Linked DNA regions of Homo sapiens: regions 1 and 2 are each linked to region 3. The links are chromatin contacts, found by Hi-C or POLR2A ChIA-PET in ENCODE. All regions are on one chromosome and are shown on one strand. The core of a region is the stretch at or near the end of the contact, and the rest is flanking DNA. Distances in the headings are between cores, read along the strand shown.

The links. Hi-C counts contacts between places; a loop is a spot of excess contacts on that map. ChIA-PET counts read pairs that join two places held with the same protein, here RNA polymerase II (POLR2A). Pooled maps may share reads with other maps.
Region 1: a map of PC-9 shows a loop between it and region 3 (6-fold over the local background). The contact joins the enhancer-like site here to the promoter of ZC3H15 in region 3. A Hi-C loop is called at or near these places in 3 of 168 maps with a recorded cell type or tissue (Caco-2, PC-9 and Panc1) and 2 of 50 pooled maps. POLR2A ChIA-PET finds 5 or more read pairs at or near these places in 1 of 52 experiments (WTC11).
Region 2: a loop to region 3 is called in a map of mammary epithelial cell, with 2.6 times the contacts of the local background. The contact joins the enhancer-like site here to the promoter of ZC3H15 in region 3. A Hi-C loop is called at or near these places in 1 of 168 maps with a recorded cell type or tissue (mammary epithelial cell) and 1 of 50 pooled maps. POLR2A ChIA-PET finds 5 or more read pairs at or near these places in 1 of 52 experiments (activated T-cell).

What each region holds. Positions count from the first base shown.
Region 1 is chr2:186,770,298-186,772,997 of GRCh38, reverse strand. No RefSeq gene overlaps it. Among named protein-coding and RNA genes, the nearest start is that of ZSWIM2, 78 kb to the left of the region's middle. Within about 2 kb of position 1,438, at least 4 of the 41 ENCODE cell types and tissues checked have a DNase peak (open chromatin) inside an H3K27ac peak, as active enhancers do; they include PC-9, where a contact is called at or near this core.
Region 2 is chr2:185,977,809-185,980,508 of GRCh38, reverse strand. No RefSeq gene overlaps it. Among named protein-coding and RNA genes, the nearest start is that of LINC01473, 110 kb to the left of the region's middle. Within about 2 kb of position 1,253, at least 3 of the 41 ENCODE cell types and tissues checked have a DNase peak (open chromatin) inside an H3K27ac peak, as active enhancers do; they include mammary epithelial cell, where a contact is called at or near this core.
Region 3 is chr2:186,485,008-186,487,707 of GRCh38, reverse strand. ZC3H15 (zinc finger CCCH-type containing 15) reads right to left here and starts at 1,448. Exons shown (of 10, transcript NM_018471.3): 1 at 1,251-1,448. The coding sequence starts at 1,325. It overlaps LOC105373785 (a long non-coding RNA gene), which reads left to right and starts at 1,708. Exons shown (of 2, transcript XR_001739147.3): 1 at 1,708-1,908. RefSeq lists an enhancer at 1,339-1,818.

The DNA.
Region 1 (2,700 bases), core at 189-2,688, 290 kb before region 3:
TTCAGAGATTTCTTTTCAGTTTGGATCCATTGCTACTGAGTTATTGTGATCTTTTGGGGGTGTTAAATAACCTTGTTTTTTCATATTACCAGAATTGTTTTTCTGGTTTCTTCTCATTTGGGTAGACTATGTCAGAAGGAAGATACGGTGCTCAAGAGCTGCTGTTTGAATTCTTTTGTCTTATGGGGATGTGGTACTCTCCCCATTCCCCTGGGGATGGGGGTTTCTGAGAGCTCAACTATAGTGATTGTTGTTTCTCTTCTGGATCCAGCCACACAGCAGAGCTAGTGGGCTCTGGGCTGGTTCTGTGGAGTGTCTGCAAAGAGTCATGTGATGTGATCCATCTTCAGGTCTCTCAGTCGTGGATACCAGAACCTGTTCCAGCGCATGTAGCAGGGGAGTGAAGTGGACTCTGTGAGAGTCCTTGGTTGTATTTTTGCTTAGTGCACTGGTTTTGTGTTGGTTGGCCTCCAGCAAGGAGGTGGTGCTTTCAAGAGAGTATCAGCTGCAGTATTACAGGGAGTATACAAGCTTGCCCTAAGGTCACCTGGGTAAGTATTTGGGTGTCTCAGGTGGTGGGTGGGGCCACAGAGCTTCCAAGAAATTATGTCCTTTGTCTTCAGCTACCAGAGCGGGTAGAGAAAGACCATCAGGTGGGAGCAGGGTCTGGTGTGTCTGAGCTCAGACTCTCCTTGGGCAGGGCATGCTTAGGCTGTTGTGGAGGATTGGAGTGTGGTTCTCAGGCTGATGAAGTTACATTCCCAGGGAGATTATGGCTGCCTCTGTCATATCATACAGGTCACCAGAGAAGTGCAGGAAAGCCAGCAGTGACAGGACTCACACAGCTCCCATGCAGCTGGAAAGGCTAGTCTCACTCCCACTGTGTCCCCCTAACCACACTGAGTTTATTTCCAGGCAGCCAGTGAGCAGGGCTGAGAACTTGCCCCAGGCTACAAGCCTCCCTGCTGAGAAAGTAAACAGGGCTTTCAGGTTTCATGCCTCCCTACCTTCTGCAGCTTCTGTGTTCATATTTGTACTCCAGGTCACTCCCTCCCCCAGTTTCTGTCCAGGAACCTTCACCTTGAGTTGAAATTGTTACAAAGTTCAGCTGAATGTTTCCTGAATCTTTCATCTTTCCCCAGTTCCACTGCCAGCCCTCCCCAAGGACCCCTATGAAATAAAGTCAGAAATGGCTTCCCTGGGGACTGAGAGTGCCCACAGGACTCTTCCCTGTGCTTCTTCTACCCCCATATTTTTCTCAGCTCTCTAAATTTGTCTCAGCGCCAGGTAAGGTCAAATTCTTCTCCTGTGATCTGAACCTTTAGGTTTCCCAGTGAGGATGTGTGTTTGGGGGTGGATGTTCCCTCTTTTACACTTTGAATACTCACATTCTTTTGGCTGTCTCACAGAACCTGCAACAGCAAGCCGCTTCCTTCAAAGGGCTTGTGGAGTCTCTGGCTTTCTTGGTATGTTACTGCACTAATCCTTGGAGCAAAAGTTCACAGTGTGAGCCTCCACACACTGCTCTGAGTGGGAGCTGAAGTTAGTCCTGTCTCCTATCTGCCATTTTTTTTCCAACTGAGATCATATTTTTTAATCCATTTAAACACTGTGTCTTTTGATTGGAAAATATATTCATTTGCATGTAAAGTAATAATCAATATGTAAGAACTTTTGCCATTTTGTTGTTTACTAATTGTTTCATCATTCCTTTTTTCCATTATACCATTCTTTTCTTCCTCCTTTGTAATTTGTTAGATTTTTGAAGTGCATGCTTTGGTTTTTTTTTGTTGTTATCTTTGTGTATTCACTAGAGGTTTATTTTTTCTTTGTGTTCACCACAGGACTTTTACGAAACATCTTATTGTTATAACATTCTATTTTGAACTAAAAGCTTAAGTTCAATAGCATACAAAACCCACACTTCTATTTCGCTCCTCACCACATTTTAGGCTATTGATGTTATATTTTACATCTTTCTATTTTGTTTATTTATCAGCAAATTGTAGTTACAGTTATTTTTAATACTTTGGTCTTTTAACTTTTGTACTAGAATTAAAAGTCATTTACACACCATTATTACAGTATTAGAGTATACTGGATTTCACTAAATATTTACCTTTACCAGTGAATTTTGTACAGATGGTCCCCAACTTACATTGGTTTGACTTATAATTTTGTGACTTTATGATGGGTTTATCAGGATGTTTCCCCATTATAAGTTGAGAAACATTTGTACTTTCATATGTTTTCATGTTGCTATTTAGCATCCTTTTGTTTCAACTCTAAGAACTTCATTATTTCTTGTAAGGCAGGTCTACTGGTGATGATGTCTCTCAGGTTTTCTTTGTCAGGGAATGTCTCTCTGTCCTTCATATGTGAAGGACAGCTTTGCCAGTTATAGTATTACTTATTGACAGTTTGTTTTTTTTGTTTTGCACTTTGAATATGTTATCTTACTTCCTCCTGGCTTGCAAGGGTTTTGTTGAAAAGTCTGCTGATAGTCTTATGAAGGTTCCCTTGTGTGTAATAAGGCACTTTTCTCTTGGTGCTGTCAAGATTCTATCTTTGATTTTTGACAATTTGATCATAATATGTCTCAGAATATTCTTCTTTGGGTCTGATAGAGTTTGGATATTTGTCCCTGCCTAAATCTCATGTCGAATTGTAATTCTTAGCCTGGTGGGAGGTGTTTGGATC
Region 2 (2,700 bases), core at 4-2,503, 510 kb after region 3:
ATTAACTTATTTTTTGAATATTTATCTCAGCTTTGACCTGAAACATTTCTTTTGCAACATGTGGAATATTTCTCCTAAGTTCACAGTCTAGTGAAGCTGCTTTTGTGAACTTTCTACTGAGAGATATCTGACATAGTTGACTCCATCTTGCTTCTGACCCCCAAGCTGTCCTTGGTCATTCTTGTGCATAGGCCAAGCTAACTTTGGGAGGAATTTAGTTTACAGTTTAACTTGAAAACAACAACAATAATACCCCCTCCTAAAACTACTCTTCTCTTTGCTCAGAGACCCAAAACCACCCTTGTGAAACTAATGAAAAGTCGCAAGAATAGGATCATGGGAGGGGCCTGGACTCTGCTAAGATGTAGGCATAGTGTCTATAATCCTTTACTGCTCAGGAGTTATGTGGCCAGAGGTCACAAGATTTGTGGCTTGACCAGTTACTCCTATTGATAACATCACTATTGTAGAAGCTAAAAATGGTTTTTTGAGATACCTTTCAGACTGTTCCCACCCAGATTCATGACTCAACTGATCCTGTAGCCCCACCCAGAGGTGTACTCAGCATATGAGTACCACTTTCCACACCCCTATGATTTCATCGTCAGTCAGTAAAGAGCACCCATTCCCTAGCTATGATATGAGTGGTAACTTCAATTCTCTCATGTGGGCCAGCCTCACATCAATTAAACCAGTTCTCTACTGTAATGCTGTAGTCTCAGTGGATTGATTTGTCTGTGCACTGGGCAGGAAGAACCCATCCGATGATTACATGACTGAAATAAGTAAAAGGCACTCTGCACTCATGCCTTGCTGTAGCCAATACTTAATAGAGCCACAGGCTAAAATGTTCTGAAAGCTGTTACTCTTAATTAGCTCTGTGTGTGGGTGTGTATGTGTTGAGCATAGTTTTGTGTTGACTGGAGGGCAGTCATTCTTTGCTGCTAAAAAATTATCATTTTTTAAATCAGCATTAAATTTTTTAATAAAATCAGCATTTAATGATAATTTTTTATGAGCTTTATAATTTTTTGTCAGCATTTCTCAGGGTTTACCTATTTATTGTTGTTATTTTTAGGTGCAGATGTTTGCTGACACAGCCTCAGCCTCATGGGAGGGACTCAGCAAAATGGAATTTGTGGTCTCTTCATTATAGGCAGAGGGTGAAGAAAAATGGGCAGCTTAATATCAGTCTAAGTTTGTTTAGATTACGTGGACTTCTAAATGGCTTGAGCAATTGGTTCTGGAGTATTTAATGCCATATGATTTACAGCAATGTCATATATTCACAGAAGCACTGACAACACTCCAGCTCTTCACTTCTGAAACCAGGAGGTTTCTGGAACACAAGTTAAGATCAGGCTGAGCCCTGTTCTTAGTCATAGAGTGGTGTTTTCTATCCTTTTAATTTTTAAATGAAATAAAGCTGTTTTTTCCTATTCAAGGCAATTATAAATTCAAGACATACGACAGCTTCCAGGACTGAGCCTATCTAGATAAAGTGTGAGGAGGTTAGTGCTGCCCATAATTAAGTTCATTGTTTCCTTGATATATCCCAGCTGAATCACATGACTCTTACACATTTAGGAAAATTAATACTTTTTTACTTTAGCATTATCTGACCCACACTTTATTACATTTCCTGAGACTCTCTCTGTAGTCTCAACTTTATATATTGCCTTAAGCCATGAATACAAGTAAACACTGCAGAACGTGAGGCATTTGATGTAACTGAGTTTAAGAAGATATCTTATTTGATGTTCTGGATAATTATAGAATATTGTGTTTCTTTTCAGTAGACTATCATCTCATATTCACCCTGAATGAAGAATAAGTACATTTAAGAATGTTCTTTTCCTATCAAATTAAAATGTTGCTTCTTTTCATTTTGCATATTTTTGCTTTTTGTGTTTTTTTGATTAGGTGAACTAATGGTTTTTTTTTAATCTTATGGTTTGCTTTTATTGCCAACAGTCAACATTTGGTTTTATTTATTATTTGTAAACTTTTTATTATTTTCTAATTTTTAATGTTTGTATTTCTCTTTAGTAATTAGTTTCATCAAATTTTCTTAGGTTCATTTGGTTGTTTTTTTAAAACTATCTTCTTGAATTAAGTATGTAATTAATTTGCGTTCATTTTTTGTTTTTAGAAATGAAAATATTTAAAACAAATTTCCACTGCAGTGCTGTAGTTGTATCCCATGTTTTCATAACATTCTCTATAACTTCTGTTTTGTCCTTTCTTTGAAGTTATGTAAGTGTAACACTTTAAAAATTATCTCATTTTTAGACACTCCAAAATTCTGATAAATCACAGTATAGACACTATTCTATGACTATAACACACAAAGCTAGAATATAGCAAAAGAAAACTAAAAACAAAGTTAGAGACACTTAGAATCTCTCTTTCTTTCTCTCTCTATTTATCTCTCTCAGATATACACACACATACACACATAAATACTTATGTTAACTCCAAACAAGGACTTAAAAGTATCAAACTAATGAAATGTTACAAATATTTCTTATGAATCAATTAATACTTTAAAAATCCTTTAAAAAGCAAAGCCCACATATTTTAACACAAAAGAGAAAAAGGAACTATATGTCTTGTTCCCAATGTTTTGTAAATGTTAGAATAGTTATAGTTGCATATACAAAAAACACCAATACCTCTTCTCTTAATTGTTAACAAGAT
Region 3 (2,700 bases), core at 199-2,698:
CCGATCAGCAACCCCTGAAATTTACCTAAGTGCCACGAATCCAGATTGTTCAAATAAGGTAATAGAAAACACAGATGTGAAGGTAATATTTTGTTTTTAAGTGTCTGGCTATAGTACTTCATGACAGTTTTAAACTGTACAAATTGGCAATAAGAATACCAGTTCTCCTCCAAAGTTGGAACCTGGCCAAGTATAGCAAAATTCTTAAGCATTTTCTTAAATCCAATGAGCAGACTTTACACCTTATGCGGTAAAATGGTCATGGCTTTTTCTAATTATATCCAAAGTACAAGAGGTCCTATTTAATTATGAGGAGGATTAATAGCAGAAATCGAGGGAAGAAATACCTCGTTGGGGTCTGTATGGTATGTTTACGTAATGTCAAATATGGTTCATCTTTTAAGGAAACTCAATTCAGTTGTTGGAAAACAAGTGCACAACATGTAAGAACGTCAATAGCGTTCCTTGGCCATTAAAGGGCTACAGGCTCAATGTGTTAAACGAATATATATACACACACATATATACACATATACACACACATAGATGTATACATATATACACGCGCACACACACACATATATCTCAAACTGGGTTACGGGACTTCACACAATTAGTGACACTGAAACCTAATCTCTTTTAAGGCGTTATCCTATTTAATCCACTTCAGAATGTAAGTACCAAGCTCTGCGTTCAAGACCCTGGGTTGTGACGGAAAGTCCTTCCATTCTTTATGGGACTTTAAACATTTCAGAGGTGGATCGAAAAAGCCACCAAGTCGTAATTTGTTGGTTCAAAAGAACTAACAGTACCATCCCTGGGTGACGGGTAAAGAAATAACGAACACAAAGACTCGTCATGAGTCGGTCTTCCAGAAAGACGCTGGCCCGAGACCGTTCAGCGTATTTCTTCACACATAACCTTGGAAAATCTCCTCAATTCTGAGAGGACTAGCGAAGGATAAAACCCTGTGCCAGTCCCGAGGGGTCATTTCGCACCCGGGTGCATGGGTGGGTGAACACGGGCGTGTGGGCGGAGAGGCAAAGCCCAGGTGCGGGGGCGCCAGCAGCGTCACTATAGTAATGAGAGAGCTAGCGTCATCAGGGGCTGGAGAAGGGGCAGTGGGCCACACAGGCCTAAGGGAGGAACACGTGGCCCGAGGAAGCGAGCCGGCTCCCAGGGAAGCCCGGAGCGGGGAAGTGGCTTTCCGGAGGGCTCGCGGCGTGAGTGGGGGAGGGGTGGGTACTCACTTCGATAATCTTCTCCTTCTTTTTTTGCTCCGCCTTTTTGCTGCCCCCGGCCTGAGCCTGTTTCTTGGGGGGCATTGCGGAGACAGATGGCACCGGCCAGACTTACGCGCAGCTGAATACCGTCAGGGGTTCTGGCCCTGCGGCAGGACGAGGAGGAAGACCGGGGCCTCACTCGCCGCACCGCACGGAAAGCGAGTCGCTCATTGGCCCCGCAAACGCGGCCTTTGCGACAGGTCGATGTCGCAGAGCATAGTGGGTAGCGAGGAGCGGCTCCCGGAAGCGGAGCTGCGCGTGCGCGCCCACTGCGTCCCACTAGGAGGGGGCAGGGACGGGACGTGGGAAAATGACTACGCGTCACTCGTGATGTCGCGCATCCGATAGGCCCTTTTCAGATGGCAAAAGGCCTGAGGGTGAATCTGGGCGAGCTGGTTGAGTCCATGCGTTTGTGCTTCCTCTCAGTCCACTTTCGCTTACGATGGGGCGACTCTTGTCCATCGTCACCTCACCGGGAAACTTTTCCTGCCGGGCCAGTTAATGGTCCCCTGTACCATCCCCATCCTGAGTGACTACTAAGCAGCCGCAGCGACTCGGGGTTGCTCCGTGACCACGTTACTCAGTTAACCTTCTTGTTCCCTGGAGAGGCGGAGCTGAATGGCCCGTGAGTGTCGCGTGCTTCAGATTCCTGCGAAGGATTATTTAAAAAATGGAAAAAGTTAACTTTCATTTGCAGGGTCCCTTTCATTTGAAGAGCATCTGAGATGGCGTCCCAGATAAGGAGGCACTTGAACTCCTTAGAAGTACTGTATTAAGTTATTTTGAGACTTTAGGAGAGTGCCTAGGTGATTCCTAAAAATTCCTTTATAACGTGAAAGTAACCAAACTTAGTTAGAACTTAGTTTAAGTGCTTGGTAGCTCCAGAAATTCCTTGGCACATTACACACACTATTTCATTTAGTTATCACAACGACACTTAGGTGGGAGTTGTTACTGTTTTCGTTTTATAGATGAAGCAGAGAAAGGAAGAAAGATGCCCAAAGTTATATTAAGGACAGAGCCAGCAATTGTAATCTTGGCAGTCCGGCTTCAGCCTATATGCCTATTACCTAACATTACAAACTTAGATCCTGTTTGAAAAGGTACTTGAATGATGAATGGGACCCATTGATATTTGTACAAACGAAAATACTATTTTTTAAAAATGTACAATGCTTAGCTGTTATTTTTTAAAATGATTATTGTTTAAACTATTTCTGTTAAGAAGCATTGTGGAACCAAGAATCATCTTTATAGATAAAAGTTTTTTTATCTTTTTCATTAATTTGAATAGGGAGAAAACGATAAGCCCCCCTACTTAGTCAAATTGATTATTTGCTTAGTAATTTTCTACGTAAGATAATGTCAAGGAACCCCAAGTATGTTTTGTGTGTGTATGTGTGTGTGTAGAAGAAAT